Linked DNA regions of Homo sapiens: region 2 is linked to region 1. The links are chromatin loops, found by intact Hi-C in ENCODE. Cell type or tissue: heart left ventricle. All regions are shown on one strand. Region 1 has its middle 17 kb from the start of MAD2L1. Region 2 overlaps SYNPO2 (synaptopodin 2).

Region 1 (5,000 bases):
AGTGTGTGTGTGTGTATGTGTGTGTGTGGTGGTGGTGGTGGTAGGTGTAGTGGCAATGCTTCTGGCAAACTCCCCATGTATATTACCTACTTTCTCAGTGAATGACATTTGAGACATTATTCCTTCTTAGAAAATTTAGATGTTTTGATTTCTTCATGTCTTGCATTTCATGCTTTTAGCACTTCAGTGCAAGACTGTGATTAGTCTAGATTAAACCTCTATTCCCAAATATCTTCAGGTGCGTTCTCTCTAGGAGCGTGAAGTCTCTCCTTTGTGGAAACATGAGGAATGGAGTAGTGACCATCACTCTACTCCCTTAGCACTATTTTAACTTAATAATATATCATATTGTATTTATTCAGATAATAGTAATTGTCACCACTATTCCATATGCTTTTCATTCCTACCTGGGCAGGTCAGGTTGGTCCCAGCTGACCAATAGTTAACCATAGTCAAAATTAAAAAAAAAAAAAAAAGAAGTTAAAACTCAAGGATCACAGAAAGAGCCAGGGAGTCAAGCTTACTCTTCTCAAGAAATAAGAGAATGATGTCAAAGTTTAGCAAAGCTTTAAGGAGATTCTAGATCTGATGGACTGAAATAGTCAAAAGTTAGTATTCCAAAGAATTAGGCCCCTGTAAAGACAGAACACAGTAAATTGAAAGAAGACCCCAGAAACCCTGAACTTCAGGGCAGGTACTTTTTCTGTTGCCCTTTAATTTCTTCCTGTCTCAATTGGACCTAACCATGAGTATGAGGAGAGTGACTGCAGCTGGGGAAAGAAATAGTGCCAAGAGCTGCAGCTGCAGAAAGTTTTGTTTTCATTTTTTTAACTTTTATAGTGTAAAATTAATATGCTCATAAGTTAATAAAATCAAACAGTACAGAATGGTACCAAGTGAAGAGTAAATTATCCACCTGTCTTCATTCCCCCACTCCCCACGTCTAATCTAGCTCCTTATTTTCAAACATGTTTTGTTCTGTTAGTGGTTATCACCATACCTTTAAGCATATGTTAATATTACTATTTTTTTTGTTGTTGTTTTTCAACTTTAGGTCACATCTATTGAAAGATGAGAAACTTAGTTCGTATTTCTTTATCCATCTACTCCTGAGTTTTTCTAGTCATATTATTTTCTTCTGGTGGTTATCTTTATAATTTTAAAGAATATGTTCAAGCTCTATATTTTGTTACATCAATTTTAGTATGTTGATTCCTTGCTATAGAAGGTACAAGAATTTGTGTCTGACATTGCTGGCCACATCTCTCTGCTACCTTAACATTCAGACTTTTGTGTTTTTTCCATTATCAATTTTAATACTAGTTAGATTCTCTTTTATAGTTATTATTGTCTTCCAGTTTCGTTGATTTGTTGACTCTACAAATTGAAATAGCATTTTCATTATCCTGATTATTGAATTACCCCTTATTGATTGATCAAATAGCATGAGTCTACCTATTAAGGGGAGAAAATGTAATCTAGTTCATTAATACTGAACGATGAATGTTCCAAGTGACAAGATAGAAAAGGAGTCCATAAACTCAATCTTCAAGCCTTCTTATGAAATTATTCATTTAGCCTATATCTTTAATATCCAAGAAATTAAACATAAAACATAAACATTTTTTACTGTGCTTGATTCTAGCCACCCATTCATTTGCTTCTTAACTATGAAGATGTTAATATTTGTTGAAAGATCAATTTTTCTTCTGTTCTCTTAATTACCTACTTTCTTCAGGAGTCACCTAGTATATCTGCTCCACTTGGACGTTCTCATTTTTGCTGTTTATTTCTTCTAAATTTTGTGAGTTTTAAAAATCTATGTGAATGATGGAAAAAAGGTGATCAATACTGGTAGCATGGTTTTCTACTGTGATACTAGGACTTTCCCTTTAATAAAAAGACAGATGCCATGGCTTGTGTACACAGAAGCTAGGAGTATGATTTAGGGTACATTTACATATTTTGTTCATCATGTATTTTTTACAGTTATTTTGACTTTTAAAACTATTGCATTAAAATATTATTTATCTAATTTAGTTAGTTTGGGGGCTCACCCTCAAAATTTTGTGTTCCAGGCTTCGTTCTTCTCACTGTAGTACCTGCCTTGAGACAGGGCCTGAAAGAGTAACCATCATTTCCAGTTATGGTCAGCAGAGGGCAGCAAAGGGCAGTGGAGTACGTGCTTGCTCTCAGGGCCTGGGCATCCTTCACTTTGTGGAGGCAAAAATCAGGAACTGGGAAGTAGAGGTCCAGATGGCCAGAATTAGAAGCGAAACTACTCACAGTGGCAGTGACCCAGGATAGAGACCAGGCTAAGCAGGGAGTGAAAAGGTTTAGTCAAAAGGGAGCCACAATTCGCAGCCCGGTATCTGCCATAGAGATGTGAGCAAGTAGACCTCAGGAGGTGAATCATCACTTGAGTTCTTTCGCAGTCCTGACTGCGACTCCCAGCGTCTCTCAAGCCCGCGGTGTGGCTCCTTAAAGTCTCAGGCATCGACTATCAACTGTGGAAGAGAATGAAAACTTCCTGTCTGAGAGTTGGTAACATGCTGCCAAGTGCTTAGGGGTTCCAGAACCAGCCATTTTGGGGAGGAGAGATTGAGTGGAGTATGAGCACCGAATACAAACGCTGAAGGATGATGACGATATTCGCATGTACATGCCAGCTAAATAATTTAGGAGCCTGCCTAAATGCGATGTGCTTTAAAATATAGTCCTGCCCCCCGAGCCAACACACATCTGGGAGGAAACAATGTTTCGTTGTGGAAACACCATGTGACTTTGGAATCAGACACACTGGACTCTCTGAATTGTTCGGTATGTGGCTCTTGGTTACTTAACTGATGGAGCCTCAGTTTCTCCATCTGTAAAAATGAAAATTCTTATCTCATAAGGCTACTTCGAGGAAATGCAAATGATGTACATGAACTACCTGGCAAAGAGCTTGGCCACCTGTAGTTGCTCGATTGACTTTACTACCTTTTCTCTCTGCCTTCCCTTTGGTCATGGAAGAATATCTGTAATATTGCTTGCTATTTTGAAATGTAAAGTCTTCCCATAAGCATAATTGACATTAGCTGAGAGATTGCTATGTTGGGTACCATAGAAAGTTTTCTATGGTATTATTTAAAATTCATAACAACCCTATGAGGTAACTTATCATCATCTCTGTCTTGCAGATGAGGACATGGAGGCTTTAATAGTATAACTGGTTTTCCCAGTGTCACATAGGTAGTGAGTAATGATCAGGGGTTCAAAACCAGGTAGTAGTTTGATTCCAGAGCTCATGCTCTTAACAGTATACAACCTCCTTTTCTATACAGACATTTTATCATCGATTAAAAATTTTAAGAGAAAAAATAGAATTAAGAAAATAGAAAAGAAAGAGGGAGAAAGAGAGAGAGGGAGAAAGAGAGAGAAAGAGAGAAAGAGGAAATAGTGTAGTTTTGTCTTTGTGATGTGCTTAAATGTTGGTATTACTGGCATAGCATCACCTTGTACTATCTCTTCTATGTGATTTTTAGGGTGAAAATTCAGTTTAAAGAAATAAATGAGAGACTGCTATGGACTGAATTGTGTCCCCCTAAATTCATATATTGACGCCCTCACCTCTCTCTCTCCCTGCCATGTAAAAATATAGTTAAAAAGTGGCTGTCTACAAGCCAGAAAGAGAGCCCCTACCAGAAACTGAAAATGCCAGCACCTTGATCTTGGACTTTAAACCTCCTGTGAGAAATAATTTTTTTCTGTGAGAAATAAACTTTTGTTGTTTAAGTAACCCAGTCTATGGGATTTGGTTATGGTGGCTTGAGCTGACTGAGACACAGACTCTGTCACTGTTATTCTATTAAGAGCTCATCTATCAAATTAAAATAAATAACAAGAATAATTTTTATTGGCTTTTTTCTCATTTTTTTCTAGTTTTTTAAATTGTTTTTTACATAACATAAATTTGCCATCATATTATTTTAAGTGTACAATCAGTAGTATTAAATACATTCATAATGTTGGGCAACCATCACCACCATCCATCTCCATAACCTTTTTCATCTTGTAAAATGGAAATGCTATTACCATTAAACAATAACCCCTCATTCTCCCCTCCCTCCAGCCCCTGGTAACCACCATGCTTCTTTTTGTAATCATAATTTTGTCTGATAGATATAGCTGATTCATGTGTTGTTTAAGTTCACTATTTCCTACCTATTTTTTGTCTGGTTGTCCTATTCATTATTGACAGTGGGATATTAAAATCTCCAACTATTATTGTAGAACTGATTATTTATCCATGCAATTTTCAGTTTTTGCTTTATGTATTTTAATTGACTGTTTTTAGATGCATGCATGTTTATACTTGTTATAACTTCTGCTGGGTTGAACCCTCTAAGTGTGCAATGTCCTTCTTTGTCTCCTCCTTTGTCTCTTGTTCTTGTCTTTTCTGATTTAAAGCTTTTTTAAAAAAATATTTGTATAGCCATCTCTTCTCGCTTCTGGTTACTGTTTGCATGGAACATCTTTTTTTCATTCTTTCACATTCCATCTATTTGTGCCTTTGGATCTAAAGTGAATCTCAATGTCAGGCGCAGTAGTATATGCCTGTAGTGATAGCAACCCGGGAGGCTGAAGCAGGAGGACCATTTGAGCCCAGGAGTTCGAGTCCAGCCTGGGCAACATAGTGAGATCCCATATCTCATAAAAAATTTCAAAATTAAAAAAAAATAAAGTGAGCCTCCTGCACGTAACATATATTTGGATTATGGTTTTTAATCCATTTGGCCAATCCTTTAATTGGAGTGTTTAATGCATTTACATTTAAAGTAATTACTAACAACAAAGGGACTTCTAACAGTTTGCTACTTGTTTTCTATATGGTTTGTAGTTTTTTGTCAATAATTTTCTGCATTACTGTCTTCTTTTGTGTTCACTTGATATTTTATATTAAAACGTTTACATTTCTTTCTCATTTCCATTTTTACATATTTTATAGCGATTTTTCT
Region 2 (5,000 bases), 1.1 Mb after region 1:
GTGATGAAATGAAGGCTGGAAATAGAGTACTCTCAACGCATGTAGAAGGGGGATTCTGAAAAGACATTTCATAATCCTCTGCTCCCCATGTCCAGTCAACTTACAAATGACAAAGGGGAAGTCAAGGATAGTTGAAATTTTGACTTGAGAGTTGAGGAAAGGTAAGGAGGGGAACTCAGTTTGGGACCAGGATATGGGGAGGCTGTGCAGGAAAGATGAGTTCTGTTTTGGAAATGTTTGCCTATGATATAGGACATAGATGTGGAAATGACAAATATCCTGTTGGAAGGGCAGGCACGTAGCTTGTTAGAAATATTACTGAGGAGTTATGAGCAAAGAGGTGGTAGTTAAAGTTGTAGGATTCTATGAGCTCAGTAAAGAACACAGCAGATAAAGGGGCTGAGTACTGAAAAATTCTTATATCAAGGAGGAAGTAGAAGTGGGGCCAACAGAGACTAAGGAGAAATGTTCAGCGAGTGAGTATGCTTGTTATTGAATTCTGATGAAGAAAGTATTTCAAAGGGAGAGAGGTCAGGGGATTTTAGATCAATGCTGCCATCATGGTAATAGGAATGTAATGCACTAAGAGGAAGAGCTGAGAAGAAACCATTGAGCCACCTGGAGATGAGTAGCTCATGGGTGGGGTTTAAAGGGTAGTTTCCGGAGAAAATAATGCAAGGGAAATAGTAAAGGAAGGCCAGAGCATGGGGGTGTCTGGTGTAGACCTGTTTCAAGGAATCTAGTGTGAATGGAGGCAGAGAGAATAGATGCTGGAAAGAGAAATGAGGTAAAGAACTTTCCCCATTAAGTACAGAGGAAAAGGTTGAAAAGAAAAGGGTGGAGGTAGGGAGATGTTTGATGGAACAAGATCCTGGAAAAGACTGAAAGGGATGAATAAAGGCAAAGTTAACAATGAAGGGAAGAAAACCGGAGAAGTTCACACCTAATCTCCTTGGCCATCTCTGCAAAGTAGCCAAGATTACCTCTGTGTTCCATGAGTTTCTGTTTGGAGATTTGCAAAAAAATACAGAAAGCAATTTGATAGGATATTGACTTGGGAGGGAAGAAAGAATTTTCAAGAGTCACTGACGTTCCAGCTGAGGTTGCACTAAAGAAGCTACTCATCTGAGTAGCTTCCATTAGCTTCCAGATCTTTCTTTAATTTCTCCCCCACAACCACAGTCTCAAAAGAACTGTGCTTAACATTAAGAGTTTGACCTCTTTGGACAATCTGGGAAATGTATTCAAGAACTATCGTGTTCTTTCTGTGGCCCATAAAAAGAAGCAAAGGAAAGAATGTAGAATGCCTTCCAGACAGGTTTCTGGAAATCAATGATTGGTCTGTTATTTAGGTATGTATGCAGTGATATTTGGAAAGAGAACTTAAATATCTCTAGCATACTAGGCTGATCAGTTTATTAGCATCCTGTGAAAACTACCAAAAAGATATCTGCAAGTAATTTACTGGGGCAGGATCAGAGATGAGCGGAACCAGTCTGTCTCCCTGTGACTGAGACCACCGCTAGTGATTCTCCAAGTACAGAGGGGCATACCATCCTCCTTCTCTTCTCTTCCCCCTCTTTTATTTTCTCTCATTCATCTGGATTGACCCCCAAAATATGAAGGAAAGGCAAAGGAGCAGCTCCCTGCCAAATTAAAAGAGGTTATAATGGGGACATGTCCATGGTGAAGAACTATGTGCATCCGAGAGGGTTATGAAGACCTGCAAACATACTCATGATTTTGTCCCCAGTCTTCATTGTGCAATATATTTTAGTTTGCCTTTTTTGTTCCTACACTGCACTGGACATTATCTTTTTTTTCAATAGCACTTCATTTCACAGAATAAATCCCTCCCCATATAAATGGTTTACAGCGCGCCTGCCTCAAGCAATTCTGTTATGTAAAAAAAAAACTTTGCAACCACATTTAAAATTAGACATTTATTCCTTCATTCCTAAATGTGAGTTGACTCCCTGGAAGTATGTTCTCATTTTTTGTGGTTTTATTCCCTGAACTACAGTGATGTGCCTGTGACACCCACGCTGCATATTTCCTCCTTAGGTTATGTATTAGTTGGTCAAAACACACTCTCCTAAGGCAATGCCGCCCTCAAGTGGTCTAGTCTGAGAATAGTCAACTATTTTCCTCTGAACGCAAACTGGGTTTCCGTCCAGACCTGTTTGGCTGAAGCATTAACTCCTGAATGGAAAAATAATAATAATTATGTGCAGTTCTGGGGCACAATAATTATGAGGTACATGAGGAAAAAGGAAGCCTTTATTTCCCAAGAAGGCCCCAAAAGACATAGGAGTAAAATGGACGACAGCAACAACCACAAGCTTGTTTTGTTAATTACCAAGTAACTGGCTACCTGCATGTGACCGGGAGGACTAGGGTGGGCTATGAGTTGAACTGGCCCCCTTATGCCTTTGGGGCCAATCCTCAGCTCCTCTAGGGCAACCCCCTAATCAGAACTTATGACATCATGTTCTATAATTAAGGGCATACATTGTATGGAGACAACGCATTCAGGGAAAACATTCAACTCTTCCATGTGGCCAAGACTCTCAGAAGAGAGGTCAGTAATTATGGTAATTACATTAATCACAAGGATTGTTGCACGGAGGAGGGTATTGACATTGACGTGGCTACCCTATGATGAAGCTCTGTGGGGGGTCTGCTCTAATTGGCCACCACCAAAAGTCTCTCATGCCTATGATTAACTTCTCTGGTTGTTTATGTGAGCAGGCTTAGGAATTCTGCTGGGTTGTTCTGTGCAGGGCTTATGAGACAGGTTGGTTGCAGGGCTGTTAGGCTGTTCAACTAGAGAGCCCATCCTGGAACAAATGGGTCAGATAAAAACACACGCTGTGCTGTCCTTCATGGTTTGTTGCATTGTTTGTGGTACTTTGGGTGATTTCAGTTAATCATGAATCTCCTTCAACAAAGATTTTTGCATGGAAAATGCTAGTTCTTCTAAACTGCTCTTGGGCACAGAGATAAACTGGACCAGCGCAATGAGCAGGAAAGAGTGCTTTATCTAGCAGTTATTTGGTGCTGTGGGAAAAGCCCAGAAAAAGGAAACTGTGCTTAGTAACTTGAGATTGAGAATCAGCTCTGCCACAAACTGGGTATGTGACTGTGAGCAAGTCGCTTAACCATTCCAGACTCAGTTTCCACATAGGCAAAGTGTTTCATGTAACTCAGATTAGGGGTTCATAGGCTTATGTGCAGATGGCATGCCACACATGCCACCACCAGGATGAGGCCTAAGAGGCAGCGTCCTCTTTCCCTCCCTTCTTTAACTAAACCAGGTTCACTTTTATCCATTTTATAAATTGGAATCTGAAAACCACTGGATTCTATATATGTGCTTCTTTTCCAGCTACTTTATGCTGTGATAGTTATAGATACTCTGAATGGTGATGCTGACACTTATTAATCAAGTTCTTTTTTTTTCAAATTGTAAGTGAAATCATATATGTCTCTGTTAATTTACAAGTCTAGTTTCTGATAAAATTAGTCCAGTCGGTGGAATGATGGCATGTGTGGGTGTGTGCTGGGGAAGGGGGGAAAAGAAAGAAGTAACAAGGCTCATGGTGACCCCACAGCTCCCAGGAGGATGCAGGCCAAGGAAGGATCTAGGTAGACCTTGCCAAGCAAACAGTAGACAGTTCTAGGAGTGTGGATAGACTCTACCAGAAAAGCCAGCTAGAAAAGGGATGGTTCTGGTCAAGGAATAGTCCGGAGAAGGTCTGAAGGCACATCAGCAGACTAACAAGGCTTTTCACTCTGTGCCTCTAGAAGACATATTGTAAGGTCTGAGTGGGCCCCCAAAAGAAAAATACATTAGAAAGAGTTGAAAATCAAGATTTCCAGAAAACAGATGAAAAGTTTTTACTACACTATACTATATATGGGTATATATGTCATTATTAATAGCAGCCATCATTAAACTAATATGATTTATTTTCATTCAGGAAGCTTTCCCTTTAAGTTAGCTTAAAAACCGCATATACTATGCAATGTATCCAACTTTATTCTTCAAACTCCAAAAGAGTTTTTTCCTCTACAGTGCTTAAAGATAACACAAGTGTGGATGAGTGATGGTTGAGATCCAGTCTCCTTTCTTGAGAATAACACGAGGCACAGACCAAGCAATAGACCAAGGTGCTCAGAATTATGAAATGTCCACTCTTTTTAGTTCAAGTATGCTGAGTGCGGAAGAAACTTCCTGACCTCCTAGTGTTTTTATGTCACCATCTGTAACCTATAATTACAGAGAGATTCTAACTTATTAAAGTAATTGCTCAGACTATAATTCCTGGTTATATGAATTTCTGAGGTACAATTTGTATGGCCTCCTGCAATAGATGCCTCTGTTGCTACCCTGTCATTGTGCTGAAAATATAGTATAGATAATGAAAGGATATCCAACCAGTGAACAAATATTTACTGAGCACATATCATTGGCAAGACATTGTCATAAACAGTACGGAAATACAAAGTTAGGCCAGGGATAGGCCTTGCCCACAAAGTGCATGCAATCTAGTAAAAAGTTGCATGTGTAAACAACTAGAAAATAAGGCAGCCAATAGTAAGTACTTGATAAACAAGATGGTAGTATATGATTCTGACTTAGAGCTGAGGGTGAGATTTTAGGTCATTGGCTCAGGAAAGGGGTTTACAAAGTAAATTACCTTGAGACCCGGCCTTACAGCATACAAAGACTTTTGTAGGTGACAAAATTCTTTCTTTCCACAGGAAGGGAGAAGATGCTAAGCAGTACTGGCAAAACAACGCTACGGCAGTAGGAAAGCATAGCCACTATTCAAGAGATAGCTAAGCAGGAGAGACTGTGGAGGGTAAGGGAAAATAGTAGAAGGCAAGTCTGGACAGGAAGGTCAGAGCCATATTCTAGGGGTGTTTTTGTTTTGTGCTAAGGAGATGAGAGGTGCCATGGAGCTGCAAGCCAGAAAGCAAAATGCACAGAACGA

What was found. Peaks named below come from ENCODE experiments on the same cell type or tissue, not always from the same donor. Only the 100,000 strongest peaks of a DNase experiment are listed, where the experiment ranks them.
Region 2: a loop joins it to region 1, with 5 times the contacts of the local background. A loop is called at or near these places in 34 of 110 quality-filtered maps.

The regions. Positions count from the first base shown.
Region 1 is chr4:120,047,228-120,052,227 of GRCh38, reverse strand. No RefSeq gene overlaps it. Among named protein-coding and RNA genes, the nearest start is that of MAD2L1, 17 kb to the left of the region's middle. RefSeq lists an enhancer at 2,150-2,529. In heart left ventricle, a CTCF peak has its summit at 2,147 (motif pointing right); a DNase peak (open chromatin) is centred at 2,197; H3K4me3 peaks cover 696 bases; H3K27ac peaks cover 556 bases.
Region 2 is chr4:118,979,081-118,984,080 of GRCh38, reverse strand. The region is part of intron 1 of SYNPO2 (synaptopodin 2); the gene reads right to left. The region is part of intron 1 of SYNPO2-AS1 (SYNPO2 antisense RNA 1); the gene reads left to right. Among named protein-coding and RNA genes, the nearest start is that of SYNPO2-AS1, 3.1 kb to the left of the region's middle. In heart left ventricle, a CTCF peak has its summit at 2,108 (motif pointing left); no DNase peak of the experiment used is centred here; H3K4me3 peaks cover 836 bases; H3K27ac peaks cover 4,141 bases.